2 separate regions of the Homo sapiens genome follow, and region 2 is linked to region 1. A link is an interaction called in ENCODE POLR2A ChIA-PET data of the cell type or tissue named here. Cell type or tissue: GM12878. All regions are shown on one strand. Links, peaks and the distances in the headings refer to the core of each region. The heading gives the core; the rest is flanking DNA. Region 1 overlaps ARID1B (AT-rich interaction domain 1B). Region 2 has its middle 25 kb from the start of ARID1B.

Region 1 (11,089 bases), core at 2,841-5,340:
AGGAAGAGACTTTGCCGATATAATTAAAGCCCCTCCTTAATCACATGACATTAAGTTAAAACAGTGGCCTGGATGGGCTTGACATAATCTGGTGAGCCCTTTAAAAGAGGGTCCAGGCCTTCCCAGAAGTTACAGATTCTCTCTCTGCTGGTGGCATTGAAGAAGCAGGCAGATATGAATTCTACAGCCACCAGGAAATAAATTCTGCCAACAGTCTGAGGCGGCCTTCCCCAGTCAAGCCTCTAGATGAGAATGCAGCCCGGCTGACACCTGGATTACAGCCTCTACGACCCCAAGCAGAGTATGGCAGCTAAGCCATGCCTGGACTCCTAACCTCCAGAAACTGACATAATCGATGTGTGTTCTTTTAAGCCACTCAATGTGTTATGCAGCAACAGCAAACTAATCCACAAGCTAATACAAATAATACACATTTCATATAGCTCTTCCTCACTCTTGCCCCTCCCACATAAGACCTGCTGCTGTGCAAAATATTGGTGTTGGTGCTCTCACATTCTCCAGAAGCCTGAAGACACACGATTCCAGAAGTTATTGGGGGCTGATTCCTCATCTTTCAGGCCTTGACTCAAGGATCACCTTCTATATCAAGTTTGTCTTGAAACCACCAGGCAAAATGAAAATGATCAAGAGATCAGAGACCCCTGAGGAAACCTGTGTTCTAAAATTTAGAAGGTTTGGTTGCCATTGTCTGTTTATGTGTCTTCTGGACACCAGAGGCTGTGAAATAGCAAGAGAGTTTACAAACCAAAGGAGAACACCCCTCTCGCTTTACAAGGAAGACAGAATGAGAGCAGGAATCCAACGCAGCTCCAGGAGCTGAGGCAAGTTCCTCAACCTCCCAGGCCTCAATCCCCTCATCTATAAAGCAGGCAGGCTGGCAGGTGGATCTTTGGTAAATGGCAGCTGTTACCATTTACACTTTTATAACCAGAACCTACCACAACGTATATCTGTAGATGGAATCAGTATGACAAAATATTCTTGAGAGGTCACCCTAAATTCTAACTCAAAAAATTGCAGAAATGCTAGCAATAATACCAATATAGGACAATGTGTACAAAATAGTGAACTGAAAATAAGTAGTTTAAACTGTGACTATTTAATAGTACATGTGTATAAGCTGACAAGGAACAGAAATGATTTTCAATAGTTATTTTTCCCCTTCCTATATTTCACATGTAAAGCAGCAGAGGTCACACATGGGGCCTGCTGCACCTGACAGTCTTCACCTCCCTCCTGAATCTGATTCCTCAGCCACATGCTGTGCTGATTTCCCAGATGATTGCTTAAATCCTCAAGTTCAGAGCTGCATCTTTTTGTCCTCTGCATGCCACCTGACCACATGACAAACTGTGCCCACCTCCACAGAGCTGACTTTACCTAGCCTACCATGCTAAGCCCATGTCAGAACCAAGGCCCGCTCCACTTTCTGGTGGCCCTCAGCCACCAGACTTGAGAAGGCTACTTTTGAATCATTTTTGAACGAACCAAGGGAAAGGGAGTCCTTTTTTTTTTTTTTTTTTTTTCTTTGAAAAAGGCAAATCTTCACATGCTCTTGACAATGGTGGTGGTACAGGAGCCTCAGGTCTGCCCACTTATCTCAAACCTACATCTAACCCAGTAATTCTATGTAATGCAATTGATTCAGCAGTACCATTTTACAATTCTGACTGGGTTTCTCTAAAATCCTGTTTATTAAGTTGCTTCCTTTAAGCATGCATAATTACTAAGTTGCTTCCAACTAAATCAGATATCATATGGAAAGATTACACTGCAACAGTGGAAGAGCACTCCAGGGATTATGTTTCATCAAGATCTCAAAATTCAAATAGGCGAGAATTTTACAACTGTAAAATGTCTTCTTAAAAAGAAAGCTTAATTTATACACAGGATGCTGGATCCGTAAAATGTCAATATCCCATTATAACATCCTGTGTACAAAATGACCACATCTCTCACATAGCACATGAAGCTAAGGCCAGCAGACTCAATGTGGCTCTCACGTGCTAACTTCCTCTTAATCAGGAGGTCAGTCATGGTAAGACACTGCTCAGCAGTGCACAGAGCTGAAACAGACTGAGCCTTTATGTGCCTGCTTGAAAGTACAGAGTAAGTAACGTAAAGTAGGCCAAAAAAAAGACACCTGATACTTTATAAAATTAGGTTATTGATGTTTTACTTTTAAAAGATTAATAGCAAATCAACAAATCAAATTACTAAAATGAATAAAAACCTCCAAAAAGAAACTTCAGTGATTTGCTAAGCCATGTGACTTTGATTAACTTTAATTAGAGTCACACAGATAAAACAAACTCGTGTGTACAAATCTTAAGACATTTCTCCCAAAGCACAATGAAATACAAATCCTTAACACTGTTTTTAATCAAGGATTTTAGTGCCTCTAAAAACATTCGTTAAAAGAAGTTTCTCTCCTTTCATCAAGTAAAAATAAGAGCATTGATATTTTAAAACCAAATGAACAAATAAAGAATGTGCACAACTAATGAATAAATCCTTATTAAACAATACAGATAATGTTTTTATTTTCAATTTTCATAGTGGCATGTAGATTAGAAAAAGACTTCTTTATAGAGAGTTAGTACACTTATATATATTCAATTTTAGCTGAGACTGAAAACAAAACAGGTAAAAAAGAGAATGAAAGAAAAAAGTATGATTGCAAGGAAATCTGTGGTATGAGGACTGTAAGAGAATTACAAGCATTGACTTTAGTAACAGGGCTGCTCTGGTTCACGGTCAATGTAGGCTGGAGCCCACACTCACAAGAGCACCACGTGATAGGCTGCCAAGAACACAATGAAGGCTCCCTTTTTTCAAGAGAGATTATTTACAAAGTCATAGCCTACATTTGACTAGAATACCTATTGAGTACCATACCAAAAAAAGAATGAGAACTCTGAAGTATTTTAAGATCTACATTATACCACTACATGTTCTCCTTTCTGTTTTCCCTGTTCTTATTTCTAAAGCTAACAAGACAGAATGCAAATAACTTCGGGAAAAATAAAATAAAATCCAGCTGATGTCTTCCAAATAGGAAACGCTCTCATCTCTCAATTACTTTTGAAATTTCAATTACTAAATCCAATTACTTTGAAATATCTACCTCTGCTTCTGCTTTGGGATACAATAGGGTTAAAGCCTCAACAGTAACACGGCTTAACAATGAAGAGGTTGTATTTTTATAGCACACTCATGGTAAGATGTTATGGACAGCGCTCAATGACACGGGAGTCTAGGACTGCATCTGAGGCTGTCAGAAAAGGAAGTCACGCAGGACTCAGACCCAAAGACCCTATCCTGATCCTTCCGGGCAAATCCTGCCAACTGCCTCAAAAGAGGGTGACATTCTAAAATGATTCCACAGTCCACAGCAAAAAAAATGATATTGTGTTTTTTCACTGTTCAGTGACTGCTTAGACAACTGAGAACCTCTCTTGCTCACACAACAAATTACCCAAAGCAAAAAGTCGAACCACTGTGGTGTGATCCAAGGAACTTTCTGTAAGGAAAAGGTCAGAGAACACGTACAATATCATCTTATATACAGATGTTTATATTTATATAATTGTCTATGTTCACATGCAGTATTTTAAAATCAACTAAAAGACACATTTAACTTAAGAGCATATACTTCTGGGAAGGGGAAGCAGTAAATGAGAGTTTAAATATTCAACATACACGTTTTTGCCAGCGTTTGAATCTTTTAATAATCAAACTATACTAATGCACTACATGTCTGTAACTCTCTTTTTCAAAAAAAAAAAAACCTTAAGAAAAAACCTCAAAACTCTAGTGGGGGGAAATTAAAGAACTGACAGAGCTCCTAGAACATGAAGAAACTCAACTAGATGGCGGGCAGTAAAAACCAAAACACAACAGAGAACCCTGAGCTTGGTTTCTGACATGCAAGCTTCTTGCTTAAGGCGTTTCCGACACCACGTGATCCGCTGGCTCCCTTCACCCTGGGCTCTTCCACTCCATAGATCTGAACTTTCTCCCAGCTTCCTGTTAGCTGAGATGCTAGAGAATAAAGAGTTGTGCAAACAAAGATGCTTCACTGGGTGGGGCGTGGGGGGGTGCACAATACTTGGACGGAACTGGAAATGGAAAAACGCACGCTGTCCAGGGGTTGGCAAGCTGCGGTCCTCCAGACAAATCTGGTCCACCGCTTGGTTTTTGTAGGACCCATAAGCTAAGAATATGTTTTACATTTTTAAATGGTTGGGGGAAAGAAATCAAAAGAATATTTTAAGACATGTAAAATTACATGAAATTCAATTTCAGCATCCATAGCTTTTCTGGCACGCAGCCTCCTCCCACGTTCATTTACGGATTGTCTATGGACACTTCAGCACTGCCTCAGCGGAGCTGAGTAGTTGAAACAAACATCATCTGGCCCAGAAAACCTGAATTATTTACTATGTGGCCCTTCGTAGGAAAAGTTTGCTGACCCCCTGATCCAAACGTGTCTCTAAGCTAAAGAATCACTGTAACACACCACAGCAACAGTGTGAGGTGCAAAAGCTCAGATTTGGGTCACAAAACCTGGTTTGAAATAAAGTCGTGTCCTTAGCCAAGTCACTGTGCTTCTGCTTCAGCACACACGAAACAGGGATATTAACCAAACCTCGCAAGATTACTGTGAGGACTAGATAAGAAAAGCACTTTGGAAATTATTAAATCATCTGTAAAGTAGTATTATTAAGCAAAACCAAACAATCCCCATTTAAACTCTGGTTGAAAATATGATACAGTAAAGTCTGTGAAATGTATTTTTGTGAAATGTGTTTTTAGAAGAAAGGACACGTAGAGAGCAGGAACACCTCCAAACCAGCTCTAAGGAGGTTCTGAAAGCCAGAGGTAGAACCTGTTCTTCAACTCAGTGGCACGGTAAGGCATGGGGTCCCAACTTGAGAAACTAAAAGAACCTTCCAAAGACCATAAGCCTTTGCTTTTTTTATTTAAAAACCTTTAAAAGTTTGTTGAATGTGCTGAACGTGAGTTTATCACTTATTGAGGACCTGGGCAACGCACCCTTCCAGCAATTCACTTAATCCCCATTTTATGGACAAGAAAACAGAACCTCAACAAGGTTTATGGTTATGATTTTGGGACCCACCATTAAACCTAATTTAGTGAATGTGACACAGAAAAAGTGGCCAATACGGAAATTAGAAATGAGCTTTCTAACTGGAGTGAGGGGGAACTCACATTACAGGGTTTCAAAGCTGAAAAATGTGGCTGGGCACAGTGGCTCACACCTGTAATCCCAACACATCAGGAGGCCAAGGCAGGAGGATCACTTGAGGCCAGGACTCTGAGACCAGTTTAGGCAACACAGCGAGACTCCATCTCCACAAAAAAATTTAAAAATTAGCTGGTTGTGGCAGTGCGCATCTGTGATTCCAGCTACTTAGGAGGCTGAGATGGGAGGATCACCTAAGCCCAGGAGTTACACGCTGCAGTGAGTTACAATGGTGCCACTGCACTCCACTGTCTCTAAAAAAAAATAAAATTAAATAAATAATTAAAAAGTTGCAAAGTATATGTAATTCTTTTTCCTATTTTTTCTTCCGTGTATGGAAAGGAAAGAAAATAAAAGCAAAGGTGACATTTGGATAGAAAAAAAATTTTCTTGTAGGCCCTCTGAGAGCAGAGAGAGCATACTCCTATAGGCAAACCAATAGCTGCCCTTCCTTGGTGAAGTGTAAACCTGCTAGGTTTCCTCAAGAATAGTAATGGTAACAATAAAAGCTGACACTCGGACAACATCCTATATGCTTTAAACATGCGACCTCATTTAATCCTCAAAATAACCCCAGAACTTAGATATTATCATTATTCCCATTTTACAAAAAATGAGTGGCAGAACTGGGGATTCAAACAGACCACTTTACTCTCGGGCCTATCCTGTCTCATTCCCTCACTACACATCCAGCACAGCAGGCTGCAGGTGGAGGCAAAGTGTCTCCACCAGATTTTCCCTAAGATTTAAATCCAATGAGCCAATACTACATCCCTGAAAAACTAGGGCCCAACCCAGAATCTCTAACTTGGCCTACTGAGTAAGCTGAGAGAGGCCTGTTCCTGCCAGAGTAGTATAAGCAAACAAATGCATAGTTATAATTAGCAATTATTAGCTAAACATCCAAGGGTTGGTAAGTGAAGTACTAAAATTTAGTGAGATGTTTACATTTGTTAAACTCTTGTCCTATTTACATGTCACTTTATAAGTACTGGCCATTAGTAATACTGCCTAATCTTTAAATTTTATATTTTAAGGGTGGGTGAAATAGGAACATTAAGACACAAAAAGGGCCAATTTCTTTTTTTTTTTTTTTTTTTTTTGCCAATCAGATCACATCTCTCTTAGTAGTAAAATTCTTCAATGGTTTCTATGACCCCTGGAATAAAATGTAATCTTTTCATGATACGTTGATATGATTAGGCTTGTCCCCACTCAAATCTTATCTGGAATTATAGTTCCCATAATCCCCATGTGTTGTAGGAGGGACTTGGTGGGAGGTGATTGAATCATGGGGATGGCTTCCTCCAGGCTGTTCTCGTGATTGTGTTAGTTCTCACGAAATCTGATGGTTTTATAAGGGGCTTCCCCCTTCGCTGGGCACTCATTCTCTCCCCTGCCACCCTGTGAAGAGGTGCCTTCTACCATGATTCTAAGTTTCCTGAGGCCTCCCCAGCCATGCAGAACTATGAGTCAACTAAACCTCTTTCCTTTATAAATTACCCAGTCTCAGGTATATCTTGATAGCAGTGTAAGAACAAACTAATACAGTAAATAAAGCTCTCTTTATGATCTGGCCCCTAATTATCAATGTAATCCAAAATTGAGGGGTGTTTTTTTTTTTGCTTTTTTTTTGAGACGGAGTCTTGCTCTGTCACCCAGGCTGGTGTGCAGTGGTGCAATCTCAGTTCACTGCAACCTCCGCTTCCAGGTTCAAGTGATTCTCCTGCCTCATCCTCCCAAGAAGCTGGAACTACAGGCGTGCACCACCACACCCAGCTAATTTTTGTATTTTCTGGTAGAGATGGGGTTTCACCATGTTGTCCAGGCTAGTCTCGAACTCCTGACCTCAACTGATCAGCCAGTCTCAGCCTCCCAAAGTGCTGGGATTACAGGAGTGAGCCACCATGCCCAGCCTTGAGGGGTGTTCTTTAGAAACATTCTCCATCATACCAGGCAATTCAACGTTACAACTACTATTACCTCTGCCACTAACATTTAATGAACACTTATTTCACATTGGATGTAAAGCTATATGCTTTACACACCTCAACTAATTTAGCTCTCTTAGCAACCACGTAAATTACGTTTCATCATCCCTATTTTGCAGATGAGGAAAACAAGGCTAAGTGTTTCCTAAACATGATGAAAAATGGCCAATTGTTTTAATATGTATTGGAAAAAAAGGTAATAACAGACACCCAGGAAAAATCTTACAGGAAAGCCCACCCAAGACAGGATGTGGAATGGGACACTTACAACTAACCCACTCAATGTGGGCAGCTGTGGAGGGGCAGGAAGAACTAGATCAAAAAAGGAATTTAAAAAAAAAAAAAAGAGAAAAAGATAAAATGAAAGCAAGAAAAAAACACACCATGAAAACAAAAATAAAGCATTCACTTGAAGAGAAAGGAGGGAAAAATCATAAATGCAAAACGAAGGCAAAGGTAAGTCTAGGTAAGTTTAAGACAGGTAAGTACAGAGGGAGGAAGATGGTGGATGGATAAAGATTTATAGATAGACACACAGCTTAGAGAACACTGAAACGAAAGGAAAGGAAAGGAAAATATTTTGGTTCTCTCTTAAAAAGGTAAGTAACAGCAACTACAATCTTTGCAAGATCCATTATTCTTCTATACTGAAAAATCACAGGAAATGTACATACATTTCTATTATACAACATTATAAATGTGGACTGAATTTCATAAATAAAATGTTGGCTCTTAAATCTTCATTGAAAAGGCTTAATAAATGTACAAGACCACATGCACGAAAATTCCATCATCTCTGCATACTAGAGTCAATCTGATAAAAAGAAAACATCGTTGCTTGGAAGTTGTATAATCAATTTCCTATACTCTTTACATATACCTATCGCTATAGCAGTAATTTAAAAAAAAACAAAATAGGTTGGGAGGACAGAAAAAAAATGTTTATACTCACACATACACCCATCAGAAATAAAAACTACATGGAAACATGCAAAAGTATAATCAGCTGCATTAGCATAAGGATCACGCTTTAATTGTTTTTCATATTTGTAGTTATAATAAAACTGTGAAACATATTGTGTACATACACAAATAACACACAGCTACATACTCATAAACACATATGTACACATATATTCATCCACCTCTTTGCTTATGAGATGCTAAAAATACTTAGAAATATAAACAATAACCCTCAACTTATACTTAGCCACAAAAAAACAATGCCAATACATAATCTTTCTCCTTATTTAAAAGCTTTGCACTCTGTATGGCACATCTGTTTTGGCCATTCAATGACCTACATTAGAAATCAAAGCCCCAGGGGCTAGGAGAGCTGTAGCCATCTAATAGGTGGGGATCTTGAGAAATCCTAACCTAAGAACCTAAATAGAAGCTTCAAAAAGAAAAGTGAAGGAACAGTCAAAAATTTGAAGTCCTCCTTATTAAACCTCTGGACATTCCTTAAATTAACATTTGATATTTTAAAACTAAAAAGTATATGATTTAAATATTTTATTATTTTTCAGGTTAAGCATTATTATTCAAACTACTAAATCCTAAAAAGAAGGGTAAAATATTCCAAGTAGAATGAAACACAATGAATGAATACGAAAGAATATGAACATAAATAACTAACATCCTTTACATATCATCAAGCTTTCAGAGACACTAAAAAATGTATTTTTGCTTCATCTAATGATGATGTGAAATAAAATGTTTGCAAACAGGAAGTTTATTTCTTCTAATCCATAGCCTACAGGACTTCCTAATTATTCCTCATAGCAACACTATAATCTAACACTTTCAGAAGGGCTGTGATTTTTCTGACATAGATGGAGGTCTCCTCGTGAAGACAAGCTGTGAAAAATTGGGTAGGAGAGAAGGAGAAAGGTGCCGTTTACACATTTATCTGCTTGGCTCACACCTTCGATAGAACAGCACCAACCAGTTAAACATTCAGTACTGCAATAATTTTGTCTCCATGCTTTTGACAATTTGTTTCACGCCTCATTTGCTATGAAGAGTTAAAACATTTTAGTCAATTTCGAGAAAGCAATTCGATTTTTTTTCCACACCAAAATGCACAATCCATTTCAACTACCAGGCCACAGGTTAAAGTTCAAACTGCAACACAGACAGAAATCAAGGACTTTCCTTCAAACATCGTGGAAGAAAAAAAACACTAACTAAACTTACATTTATTTTCAGTGGATATAAAACAAAGTGAAGTAAAACAGCCTTCCACATGTTTGGTTCCAAACAGCCTTTTCTCTACTACTAAAAAAAAAGCAAAAACACAGACCCCACCCTGCTCTTACCATCCTTAGACAATATGGCAGAACCTGGATAGATGCTTCAAGCAGAGGAAAAAATCTTTCCTTGTTTATAATGTGGTTTTAATGGTTTTTCATTATTTTTAAAGTTTAGATAACTGCAATACATTTGTACTATCAAAGATAGTTTCAAAAACAATGATGAGGCCGGGTGCGGTGGCTCACACCTGTAATCCCAGCACTTTGGGAGGGCGAGGTGGGTGATCATGAAGTCAGGAGTTTCAAGACCAGCCCAGCCAAGATGATGAAACCCCGTCCCTACTAAAAATACAAAAAATTACCCAGACCTGGTGGCGGGCACCTATAATCCTAGCTACTCAGAAGGCTGAGGCAGAGAATTGCTTGAAACCGGGAGGCAGAGGTTGCAGTGAGCCGAGATTGCACCACTGCACTCCAGAGTGGGCAACAGAGCGAGACTCCGCCTCAAAAAAAAAAAAAAAAAAAAAAGATTATTCAAGATCCTACCCTACTGACAGCCATCCAAAATTCAAGTAGCTCACATTCTACACTTGCTAAGAGCCAGGCACAGTACTAGTAGGTTTAAATTGTTATAAATACTACAAGATGCAACTCAAGAGTCTCTAGAACACTGTCCCAGAGAGCTTTCTACAGTGATGAGAATGTTCTAGATCTATTTTGCAACTTATGACAGACAGCTACTGACAACAGATTGTGCTGCTGAGCACATACAATGTGGCTAATGCCACTGCAGACATTAACTAATTTCATTTAATTAATTTTTTTTTTAAGAGACACGGTCTTTCTCTATCTCCCAGGCCAGAGTGCAGTGGCTCACTACAACCTCGAACTCCTGAGCTCAGGTGATCCTCCACCTCAGCCTCCCAGGTAGCTGGGACTACAGGCACACACCACCATGCCTGGCTAATTTTTTAATTTTTTGTAGAGACGGGGTCTTACTATGTTGCCCAAGCTGGTCTCAAACTCCTGGGCTCAAGTGATGCTCCCGCCTCAGCCTCCCAAAATGCTGGAATTACAGGTATGAGCCACCATGCCCAGCCTAATTTTAATTTATTTTATTTGCTTTTTTTTCTTTTGAGATGGAGTATTGCTCTGTCACCCAGGTTGAAGTGCGGTGGTACAATCTCAGGTCACTGCAACCTTCACCTCCAGGGTTCAAGAGGTTCTCCTCATTCAACCTCCCAAATAGCTGGGATTACAGGTGCCTGCCACCAAGCCTGGCTAATTTTTGCATTTTTAGTAGAGACGAGGTTTTACCATGTTGGTCAGGCTGGTCTTGAACTCCTGACCTTAGATGATCCACCCGCCTCGGCCTCCCAAAGTGTTGGATTACAGGGGTGACCCACCACACCCAACCTAATTTTAATTAATTTTAATTTAAATAGCCACACAAAGCTGATGGCTGCCATACTGAACAGAGCCATTTCAGAGTATACTTTTAATGCTGAAAAGGTTTTATGTTGGAAAAAGGTTCTTCAGACACATGAAATGCA
Region 2 (11,089 bases), core at 3,452-5,951, 54 kb after region 1:
ACTCAATCTTTTGACCTCATGATCCACCTGCCTCGGCCTCCCAAAGTGCTGGGATTACAGGCATGAGCCACTGTGCCTGGCCAAGGGAGGAAAACCCCAGGATAGAATTCTTTATCCAGCCGCTTTATTCAAGAGTGAGGGCTAAATGATCACCCTATTAGAATTCACCATTAACAGACCTTCACTGGAAGAACTACAAATAAACAGTCATGTGTCGCTTAATGATGGGCATACATTCTGAGAAATGCATCGTTAGGCACTTCCATCTTTGTGTGAACATCATAGAGTGCACTTACACAAAGCTACACAGCATAGCCTACTCCACACCTAGGCTGTGTGGGACAGCCTGTTGCTCCTAGGTTACACACCTGTACACCATGTGACTGTGCTGAACACTACAGGCAACTGGAACACAATGCTAAGTATTTTGTGTATCTAAACATAGGAAAGATGACAGCAAAAATACAATTTAAAAGATTTTAAAATGATTCACCTGTATAAGGCACTTACCATGAATGGAGCTTGCAGGACTGGCAGTTGCTTGGATGAGTGAGTGAGTGAGTGGGGAGTGTCTGTGAAGGCCTACGACTTTACCGTATGCTACTGTAGACTTTATCAACACTGGACACTGAGGCTGCATTCAATTCATTCATTTCTTCAATAATAAATTAATCTTAGCTTACTGTAACCTTTTCACTTTATAATCTTAATTAAAAAAAACTTTTAGACCTTCTTTCCTTCCTTCCTTTTTCTTTCTTTCCCTCTCTCTTCTCTCCCTCCCTTCCATCCTCCCTTCTTTCCCTCCCTCCTTCCCTCTCTCCCTCCCTCCGTCCCTCCGTCTGTTCGTTTTCTTTCTTTCTTCTTTCTTTCCTTTTCATTTTTTCCTCTCTTCCCTCCCTCCCTTCCTTGCGTCCTCCCTTCCCTCCCTCCCTCTTTCTTTCCTTCCTTCCTTCCTTCTTCCTTTCTTTCTTTCTCTTTCTTTCTTTCTTTCTCTCTCTCTCTTTCTCTCTTTCTTTCTTTCCCTCTCTCTCTTCCCTCCCTCCCTTCTGTCCTCCCTTTCCTTCCTTCCTTCCTTCTTTTCTTCCTTCCTTCCTCTCCTTCTCCTTCTCCTTCTCTTTCTCTCTCTCTCTCTTTTGCTTGGATGGGTACAGTGACTCACACTTGTAATCCCAGCACTTTGGGAGGCCAAGGTGGGTGGATCACCTGAGGTCAGGAGTTCGAGACCCGCCTGGTCAACATGGTGAAACCCTGTCTCTACTAAAAATAAAACAATTTAGCCAGTCATGGTGGCATGCGCCTGTAATCCCAGCTACTTGGGAGGCTGAGGCAGAAGAATTGTTTGAACCTGGGAGGTGGAGGTTGTAGTGAGCCGCGGTTGTGCCATTGCACTTCAGCCTGGGTGACAGAGCAAGACTCTGTCTCAAAAAAAAAAAAAAAAAATTCTTGCTCAGTTGCCCAGGCTGGAGTCCAGTGCTGCACTCATAGCTCACTACAGCCTCGAAATCTAGGGCTCAAGTGATTCTCCCACCTCAGCCTCCCAAGTAACTGGGACTACAGACACGTGCCATCAGGCCCAGCTCATTTTAAAATTGTTTTTAGAGACTGGAGGTTCTCACTTTATTGCCCCAGCTGGTCTTGAACTCCTGGCTTAAAGCCATCCTCCCTTCTCAGCCTCCCAAAGCACTGGAATTACAGGCATGAGCCATTGTGCCTGGCCTTTTTTGACTCTTCTGATAACACTTGAAACATGAACACAGTAAAGAGCTGTTCAAAAATATTTTCTTTCTTTATATGTGTATTCTATAAGCTTTTTTCTTTTCGTTTTTTTTTTTGATACAAGTTCTCACTCTTGTTTCAAAAAACGTGATACAATGTATCAAAAAACAACCTACAATAGTGATGTCTTGTCTGGAGTGCAGCAGGGCTTTTATGGTTCACTGCAGCCTTGAACTCCGGGACTCAAACAATCCTCTGGGCCGGGCACAGTGGCTCACGCCTGTAATCCCAACACTTTGAGAGGCTGAGGCGAGCGGATCACTTGAAGTCAGGAGTTTGAGATCAGCATGTCCAACATGGTGAAACCCCATCTCTACCAAAAATACAAAAAAAAAAAAAAAAATTAGCTGGATGTGGTGGTATGCACCCATAATCCCAGCTACTCGGGAGACTGAGGCAGGAGAATTGCTTGAACCCAGGAGGCAGAAGTTGCAATGAGCTGAGATCGCACCACTGCACCCCAGCCTGGGTGACAGAGCGAGACTCCGTCTCAAAAAAAAAACCCAAAACAAACCAAAACAAAACAAAAAAAGCAATCCTCCAGTTTCAGTTTCCTGATTAGCTGGGACTACAGGTGTGTGTCACCACACCTGGCTAATTTTTAACTTTTTTTGTAGAGACGAGGTCTTGCTTTGTTGCCCAAAGCTGGTCTTAAACTCCTGGCCTCAAGCCATCCTCCCACTTTGGCATCCCAAAGCACTAGGAATCCAGAGGTGAGCCACTGCACCTGGCCAAGCTTCCTTTCGTTACTTTTTTAAAACACTTTTAAAATGTTGGCCAGGCGCAGTGGCTCATGCTGGTAATCCCAGCACTTTGGGAGGCCAAGGCAGGTGGATCACCTGAGGTCGGGAGTTCGAGACCAGCCTGACCAATATGGAGAAACCCCATCCCTGGTAAAAATTCAAAATTAGCTGGTGTGGTGGTGCATGCCCGTAATTCCAGCTACTTGGGAGGCTGAGGCAGAAGAATTGCTTGAGCCCAGGAGGAGTAGGTTGCAGTGAGTCGAGATCATGCCATTGCACTCCAGCCTGGGCAACAAGAGCGAAACTCCATCTCAAAACGAAAACAAAAACAACAAACAAACAAACAAAAACACCTTTTAAAATATTGTTAAAAGCCAAGATACAAAGACATACACTAGCCTAGGCCCAGACAGGGTCAGGATCATCTACATCACTGTCTTACCTCCACATCTTGTCCCACTGGAAGGTCTTCAGGGGCAGTAACACACATGGAGCTATCATCTCCTGTGATTACAATGCTTTCTTCTGGATACCTCCTGAAGGGCCTGCCTGAGGCTGTTTTACAGTTAACTTTTTAAAAAATAACTAGAAGGCGTGCACTCTAGAATAATGATAACAAGTATAATATAGTAAATATAAAAGCCAGTCACATGTACTGTATATAATTGTATGTGCCATACTTTTATATGACTAGCAGCTCAGTAGGTTTGCTTACACTACAAACAAGTGAGTGATGCATTGCATTATGATATTACAGCAGCTGTGATATCACATGGGCATTTTTCAGCTCCATCACGATCTATGGGACCATTGTCATATGCGCAGTCCATCATTACGTGCTGCATGACTGTACTTGATCAATAAGGAAAAGGGACCCGGAAGAGAGATGGGAAAAATAAGGAGAAATGGTAAGCAAAGGAATTAAATAAACAGGTCAGGCACAGTGGCTCACACCTATAATCCCAGCACTTTGGGAGGTCAAGACAGGCGGATCACTTGAGGTCAGGAGTTTGGGAGCAGCCTGGCCAACACAGTGAAACCCATCTCTACTAAAAATGCAAAAATTAGCTTTGTGTGGTGGTGCATGCCTGTGGTCCCAGCTACTTGGGAGGCTGAGGCAGGAGAATCACTTGAACCTGTGAAGCAGAGATTGCAGTGAGCTGAGATCACACCACTGCACTCCAGCCTAGGTGACAGAGCAATATTTTGTCTCAAAAAATAAAAATAAATAAAAATTTTTTAAAATCTTTTTGAGTCAAGGTCTCACTCTTACCCAGGCTAGAATGCAGTAGTACAATCACAGCTCACTGCAGCCTCAAACTGCTGGGCTAAAGGGTTCCTCCCACCTCAGCCTACCAAATAGCTGAGACTGCAGGTACATGCCGCCATCCCCGGCTAATTTTGTAAAATTTTTTTGTAGAGACATACGATCTCACTGTGTTTTGCAGCCTGGATTTAAACTTCTGGCCTCAAGCAATCCTCTTGCTTCAGCCTCCCTCGTTGCTGGGATTACAGGTGTGAGCCCCTGCACCTAGTTCAGCAAACATGACTCGTAAAACAAAAAAAGCTGAGTTTGGCCCAAGTTTTGTGGGATCTAAAGCTTTAATAGTTTGGCGGGGGAGTGGGGGGGGGTGCTTTTTAAAGAAAGGAATACCAAATTATTAATAAATACTTAGGTACAAAAGTTTAGATTTACTGAGAATAAAAATAAAAATCACGACAATTTAAGTTGTAGTTAAGTGCCTCAAAACATCACAAAATCCGGGACTAAAATACAAGCTTCAATTATTTTATTATAACCAATCCCTTTCTTTTTTATACATTTTATTCCTTACATTTTTTGGCTATATATTCTTTGATCACCTCTTAATGTGACAATAATTTCTAAGTATCATCTTCTATTTTAAAAAAGTAGAGAGATAAGTCTGTCTTGTAAGGATAGATTAGTCTTCTAACACAGTAGGTCAATATTTGTGGTTTGTTGGTTTGTTTGTTTTTAGAGATGCGATCTTACTATATTGCCTAGGCTAGAATGCAGTGGCTAGTCACAGGTGTGACTGTGGCACACTACAGCCCCCAACTCCTGGTGTCAAATGATCCTCTTTGCCTCAGCTCCCGAAGTAGCAAAATTTATTTGTTTTTAATCAGTCATAGTTGAGAAAAGTTTATTTTAGCTTCACAATTTGTTATTGGTAGTCGAGGGGAATCCTCAGACATAACTTCAGCCCTTTGATCTCACAGTCACAGCAAGCTGGTCAAGGTCGACTGGGTTTTACCACACCCAGTATCCCTGCCACCCTCGGCCTTGCCAGGGCTGTTGTCAGGGGCAGAGCGTGTGCCAAAGGGACCATGAAGCCCGGTCACATGGCCCTGGGGCTGGGAGTAGAGCCGTGTCGCAGAATGTTTTCCTTGGGGAAGAGGCTGATGTCCTAAGGTTCAAGTTGTCACTGGGGCCTGGTACCCAACCCCCATGCTGCAGCTCCAGGACTACCACTAGGGTGAGCAGAGTGACCTCCAGGCTGGCAGAGCTGCCTTCCTCTAACTCTCCTGGGGCTACTTCTTCTTCCCGGACCTTGGAAGTGTCTTTGCAGACTAGGGAGCTGAAACTGAAATATCAGCTCCAAGGTAAATCAGACTTTTGCAGGGAATATGGAAAACAACTTTCATAACAGCAGCAATAATAGTAACAATGGTTAGAGGAACAACTGTTTCCCGCTCATATGTCCATAGAGAGGAGAAAAGGTCTACTCTAATCTCCTCAAGTGATAATATGAGAACACTGTGCACTTCTTTCTGCCTCCTCAACCATTCTTCCACCAGGCAGGAGGACTGCAAAGTTTAGAAGAAAGGCCTCAACGTGCTTGGCTCAGCCCCTACTGTTTTCTCTCCTTCAGAGCTGCATCTCCCAGAGAAGCTGCATTCTTGTCTGCGTGGTCTGTGCAAACAGCCTTATTGGGGACACTTGTTGTTGTCCCACTCTGCCATCAGGCATGAAGCCCATTTAATTCAGGAATACAGTATCAGCAAGCTCATCTGTCCACAGATCTAAAATCTCTCTCTGCAATCAGACCTACCTGAAATAAAGCTAACATTGTATTTTGATTTTCAACTCTCATTCTTGCCTGTTTCCACCCTTATTTCTCCATATGAATTCTAATTTCAAGACAGGAAGATAAGTTCTGTATATGAGATACCCTACAACTCTAATAATAAAGGCTAATTTAGAGAGATTTTCAAAAACTGGTAAAACTAACAAATTAGAGAACAATAACATGGGGAGAGAGAAAATGGAGCTACTGTTGAGCTTTAGCTTTTTTAAAAATTAAGCATGACATACTCAAAATTTAAGGGTAACTTCTAAAAGGAATAAAATACGTGTCTTTCAAAACACTGGAGGAGGAAAAAAAGGCAACAAACTCAAGAAATGCAGTAGAGAGCAGGAAAAAGTAAAAACCCAAATAATAAGAAAAAATATGGTAACTAGAAAACATAAAATAAGATGATAGAAATAAATCCAATATAAGGAATCCTCATAAATGTAAACATGAAACCACCTGTTACAAATCAGAGATTATCTGAATTGAAATACAAATTTTATCTATGTTTTATGCTCTCATGTTCTTCAGAAACATAAAATACAATGATTCTTAAAATTTGAAGTAAACTTATTGAAAAATATTTCAGGTAAGTACTAAACAAATAAAGGTAATGAAACAATACCAATTATATGAAATAGAATTTAAGGCAATAATGTTAGGTATAAAAAGTCATTATTGACTAATAAAAAGAAGAGTTATCAAGAAAATAAAACAATCCTGAACTTGTTTGCACCCAACAATATAGCCACAAAAATATATAAAGATAAACAATGATAGATAAACTAAAAGAAATTGTTAAATTCCCCAATCATGGTAGGTTTTTGTTTTGGTTTTGTTTTTTGCATGGCTGATACAGAGTAGTTTTATTCTTTTTTTAAAAATTCCGGGATACATGTGCAGGATGTGCAGGTTTGCTACATAGGTAAACGTGTGCCATGGTGTTTTGCTTAATACCATCACCTAGGTATTAAGCCCAGCATGCATTAACTAATTTTCCTAATGCTCTCCCTCCCGCCATCCCACATGGTAGATATTTTTAACACATCCCTCTCAGAAACTGACATAGCAAGCCAATGAATAACTAGGAAATATAAAATGTCTTGAACAACACAATTAATAAGCACATTCTAGTGGACATATACAGAATCCTGCCCCCAATAATTAGAGGAAACAGATAATTAGTAGAGTGACCACAGTCTAGACACAACAAATACATCAACAAATACAAGCAGGCCAGGCACAGTAGTGCACACCTGTAATCCCAGCATTTTGGGAGACCAAGGCTGGCAGATCGTTTGAGCTCAGGAGTTCAAAACCAGCTTGGACAACATGGTAAAAACCCTATGTCTACAAAAAATGCAAAAACATTAGCCGGGTGTGGTGGTGCGGGCCTGTAGTCTCAGCTACTCAGAAGGCTGAGGCTGGAGGATCACTTGAGCCTGAGAGGTTGAGGCTGCAGTAAGCTGAGATCGTCCCACCGCACTCCAGCCTGGGCGGCAAAGTGAGACCCTGTCTCAAAACAAACAAGCAAACAAACAAACAAACGAACGAACAAAACCCAAATACCAACGTATTCACTTCCTACAGAGCACACTTCATATTACATACAATGCAATGTAGTCAGAAATGTAAAAACCAAAAAAATAGTTTAGAAATTCTATCATTTTAGCCAGGCGCAGTGGCTCACGCCTCTAATCCCAGCACTTTGGGAGGCCGAGGCGGGCAGATCATGAGGTCACGAGTTTGAGACCAGCCTGACCAACATGGCGAAACTCCGTCTCCACTAAAAATACAAAAATTAGCCGGGCGTGGTGGCGGGCGCCTGTAGTTCCAGCTACTCGGGAGGCTGAGGCCGGAGAATGGCGCGAACCCGGGAGGCGGAGCTTGCAGTGAGCCCAGATCGCGCCACTGCACTCCAGCCTGGGCGACAGAGCCAGACTAGTCTCAAAAAAAAAAAAAAAAAAAAAAAGAAAGAAGAAAAAAAAAAAGAAATTCTATCATTCTAGAAACCAAAAGCACTTCAAAATAGATACTTACATAGATATATAGATGGGTAAACTATATGAAAAGGCAATTCGATCGATAAATAAAAGATGACGAGATCGTACTATAAAACCAACGTCGGCTGGGCGCGGTGGCTCACGCCTGTAATCCCAGCACTTTGGGAGACCGAGGCAGACGGATCGCAAGGTCAGGAGATCCAGACCATCCTGGCTAACACAGTGAAACCCCGTCTCTACTAAAAATACAAAAAAATTAGCTGGGCGTGGTGGCAGAAGCCTGTAGTCCCAGCTACTCCGGAGGCTGAGGCAGGAGAATGGCGTGAACCCAGGAGGCGGAGCTTGCAGTGAGCAGAGATCGCGCCACTGCACTCCAGCCTGAGCGACAAAAAAAAAAAAAAAAAAAAAAAAAAAAAAGCCTACAATCCACTAGTACTTTTATTTGTTGTCTTGTTTTTATTTTACTTACTTTGATATTGTTAATCCATTTAGTATTTGTTTTGTTATATGGTAGGAATCTAAATTTTTCCTCCTCCAAACGGTTAACCAAATGTCTCAACCTTTATTGAATATGTCATCCTTTATTTCCTGATACAAAATGCTCTCTGTAGAAAAACCTAAATTCTCTTATGTCCATGGATCATTTTTAATTCTCAGTTATGCGATGTTGATCTATACATCTATTTTTCTACCAATTCCATTGCTTTAATTATTCTAGCTTTTGAATAGTGTATAATAACTGATACGGTATATTCTTCCTGATAAAATTTTTAAAAGATTCTTTTCCATAAATAAATACAAGTTCACCATTTAAGATGAGTTTTAGAGTAATTTTGTTTTGTTTTATTGAATATTTTAGAGACAGGATCTTGCTTTGTAAGTTAGGCTGGAGTGCAATGACAACATCATAACTCACTGCAGCCTTGAGCTTCTGTGCTCAAGCAATCCTCCTGCTTCAGCCTCCTGAGCAACTAGTACTACAGGTGCATGGCACTTTGTTTGGCTAATTTTTAAATTTTTTGTAGAGACAGGGTCTCACTATGTTGCCCAGGCTGGTCTTGAACTCTTGGCCTCAAGAGAGCCCTGTACCTCAGTCTCCTAAAGCTACTGGATTACAGACATGAGTCACTGTGCCTGGCCTTTAGAATGCTTTTAATGTTCCAACAAAACAAACAAAAACACATAAATCCACCACAATTGAGACTTTGATTTGAATTTCATTATACTTTTGGACTCATTTGCAAATATTTAACACTTTTTATTATTGACTCTTCCCATTAATATTTAATATCATATTTCTTCTTATTTTCAAATGAAGTCACTTTGATCTTTTTGCTGAGATGTTAGCAGACCCTTGAAATTAAGTCATGAAGTCTCTTGTACATGTCAATCATTTTGTTGAGAATGAGAAAGTCATAAAAGCGGCCTTTGCCTTCACTATGCTTACATTCCACAAAAGATAATGAAGCTCTAGGGGGTTGACATAAAGTCAAGTAAAACAGAAATAAAACTCCCCATACTTTATTACTATAAATACACTGTTCTGTACTTGAATTCTGCAAAGTTGGCTGAGAGGACAAGTGACAATAAGAGCAGAATGGGATTGATCTGGAGTGGTAAAGGAGATGGTGAAAGGCATTGCAGATGGCAGAAATGGCATTTGGATTAGAGAAAGCAAATCACGAAGCAAATTCGCATGTGCTCTAGGCTAGCAAAGATCATGTGAATATACAATTATCTTTTAAAAGAGGAATGAGGGAGAAGGAAACCAATTGCTAGAAAACCTTTCAAGATGAAACATCAATATAGGTTTTATGTGAGCAAAAATTTAGACCTATTGTGTCTTCTAAAAATGAGTCTGAAATAGAAATGATGCTTAAAAAAGATATTCCTGCTGCAATGGACAAATTTGGAGTAAGGAGGTAGTTAATAGTCTGGTTAGGGAATTGGTGCAATACTTTAATATGGAATTTAATTTATTTACTCAATACTTTTCATAGAATATTACTCACTATGTGCCTAGCACTGTGTTAGCATTAAAATGACATTGTTTGCATCTGAAATCTATTTTTACAGTCTTCACAACAGATGTCTAATGACACCACTTATAAAGAGGGGGAGACATACCCCAGGTACTTCTGTACTTTGTTCAACAGAAATTTAACTGCCCAAGTGGATGCGTGATTGATGTTACTCAATGATTAATGCAGCAAACTCCCTACTTTACCCGCTGCAGCAGAAATCTCCGTTTAAGCCCTTGGGATATGTAAGTGCCTCATTTCTTAAGAAACTACAGTGAGATTAGGGAGAGAGGAAGGCTTCACAAAGCAATTAGGAAGAGGGCAGTTTAATCCATCCTCCTCCTTATTGCAAAGCAGCTTTAACCAAGGTATTGCCTACTAAAATAAACTTTAATCTACAAAGGAGTTTGCAAGAAAATTTGATCAAATAGGAAAATAAGAGGAATAAATAAAACAGCTATTGGGACAACCTATTTCTCTGCTGTTTTATTTCTTTCAATGTACTGAGACTGATAGCAGAAAATCTCATTGAAATAAGCATTTCTAAGTGCATCACAGTTGCTTTTCAGTCTGCAAAAGCCACTCTCCTGTAGCATGAATATTTTATTTTTTTCTCACCATATAACTGACATCTACATGATGTGAAGCAAAATACTTTGGGTTCTTGTTGTTGCTGCTTTTTAGAATTGGAAGAGTTATTTGGAAATAGGTCTACCCCACAAAAGAGAGCTTAAAAATGTTCGTTTCTTTTTGTGCCATTAATTCCTCTCTGCCTTCCCTTACTTGTAATTAATGGCTGTTAAGTGAGACTGTATGAGAGGAAATAAAAAAGTGCTGCATGTAAGTGTAGGGTTTTTTTTTTTCTTTTAATAAAAGCACATTTAACTTTTGTTTTTAAAGCCCACTTTGGCCCTCAGACCCAGTGATGCTAATTTTCTGAGCATCCTCTCTGACCTCAGAGGCATCTTTCTCTCTTTAGTCAAGTGTTAAACAAGAGCCTCTCCACCAGGAATGCCACGGGGGAGAAATGAAAAAAAAAAAAGGGACTGATAATATTCCTACTCTAGTTCCTAAAAGCGCATATATTGTGGTTCCCAGAAGACTGAGAGACATTGAAACCAAATATTGAATCTAGGTAAAAATGACTTTCACCATAAGCTATAAATTATATAAAAAATTATACATGCTTATGGCAACAAACAAGCAAACAAAGAAACCCAACAGAACAACAACAACCACAAAACCAGAAAAAAAGAAAAGAAATGGTATGTGATAGAACAATGTATAAAGCAAAAGTACTTCTCACTCTTCAACTCCTCAGTAAAACATTTATTTATTTTAGACAAATAGGGTTATATTATATATTGTTTTCCAGCTTGCTTTTTTTTGCACAAAACAATTTATCTTGGACATCTTTCTCTACCAGTACATATAGCTCCATCTCCTCCCTT

The links. Peaks named below come from ENCODE experiments on the same cell type or tissue, not always from the same donor. Only the 100,000 strongest peaks of a DNase experiment are listed, where the experiment ranks them.
Region 2: POLR2A ChIA-PET joins it to region 1 with 11 read pairs; 6 of 35 experiments call an interaction of 5 or more read pairs at or near these places.

Annotation. Positions count from the first base shown.
Region 1 is chr6:156,800,172-156,811,260 of GRCh38, reverse strand. The region is part of intron 1 of ARID1B (AT-rich interaction domain 1B); the gene reads right to left. Among named protein-coding and RNA genes, the nearest start is that of MIR4466, 26 kb to the right of the region's middle. RefSeq lists a silencer at 1,780-1,980. In GM12878, for the core only: no CTCF peak of the experiment used is centred there; no DNase peak of the experiment used is centred there; H3K27ac peaks cover 473 bases.
Region 2 is chr6:156,746,665-156,757,753 of GRCh38, reverse strand. No RefSeq gene overlaps it. Among named protein-coding and RNA genes, the nearest start is that of ARID1B, 25 kb to the left of the region's middle. RefSeq lists enhancers at 4,626-4,725, 4,916-4,985 and a silencer at 8,053-8,253. In GM12878, for the core only: a CTCF peak has its summit at 5,010; a DNase peak (open chromatin) is centred at 4,763.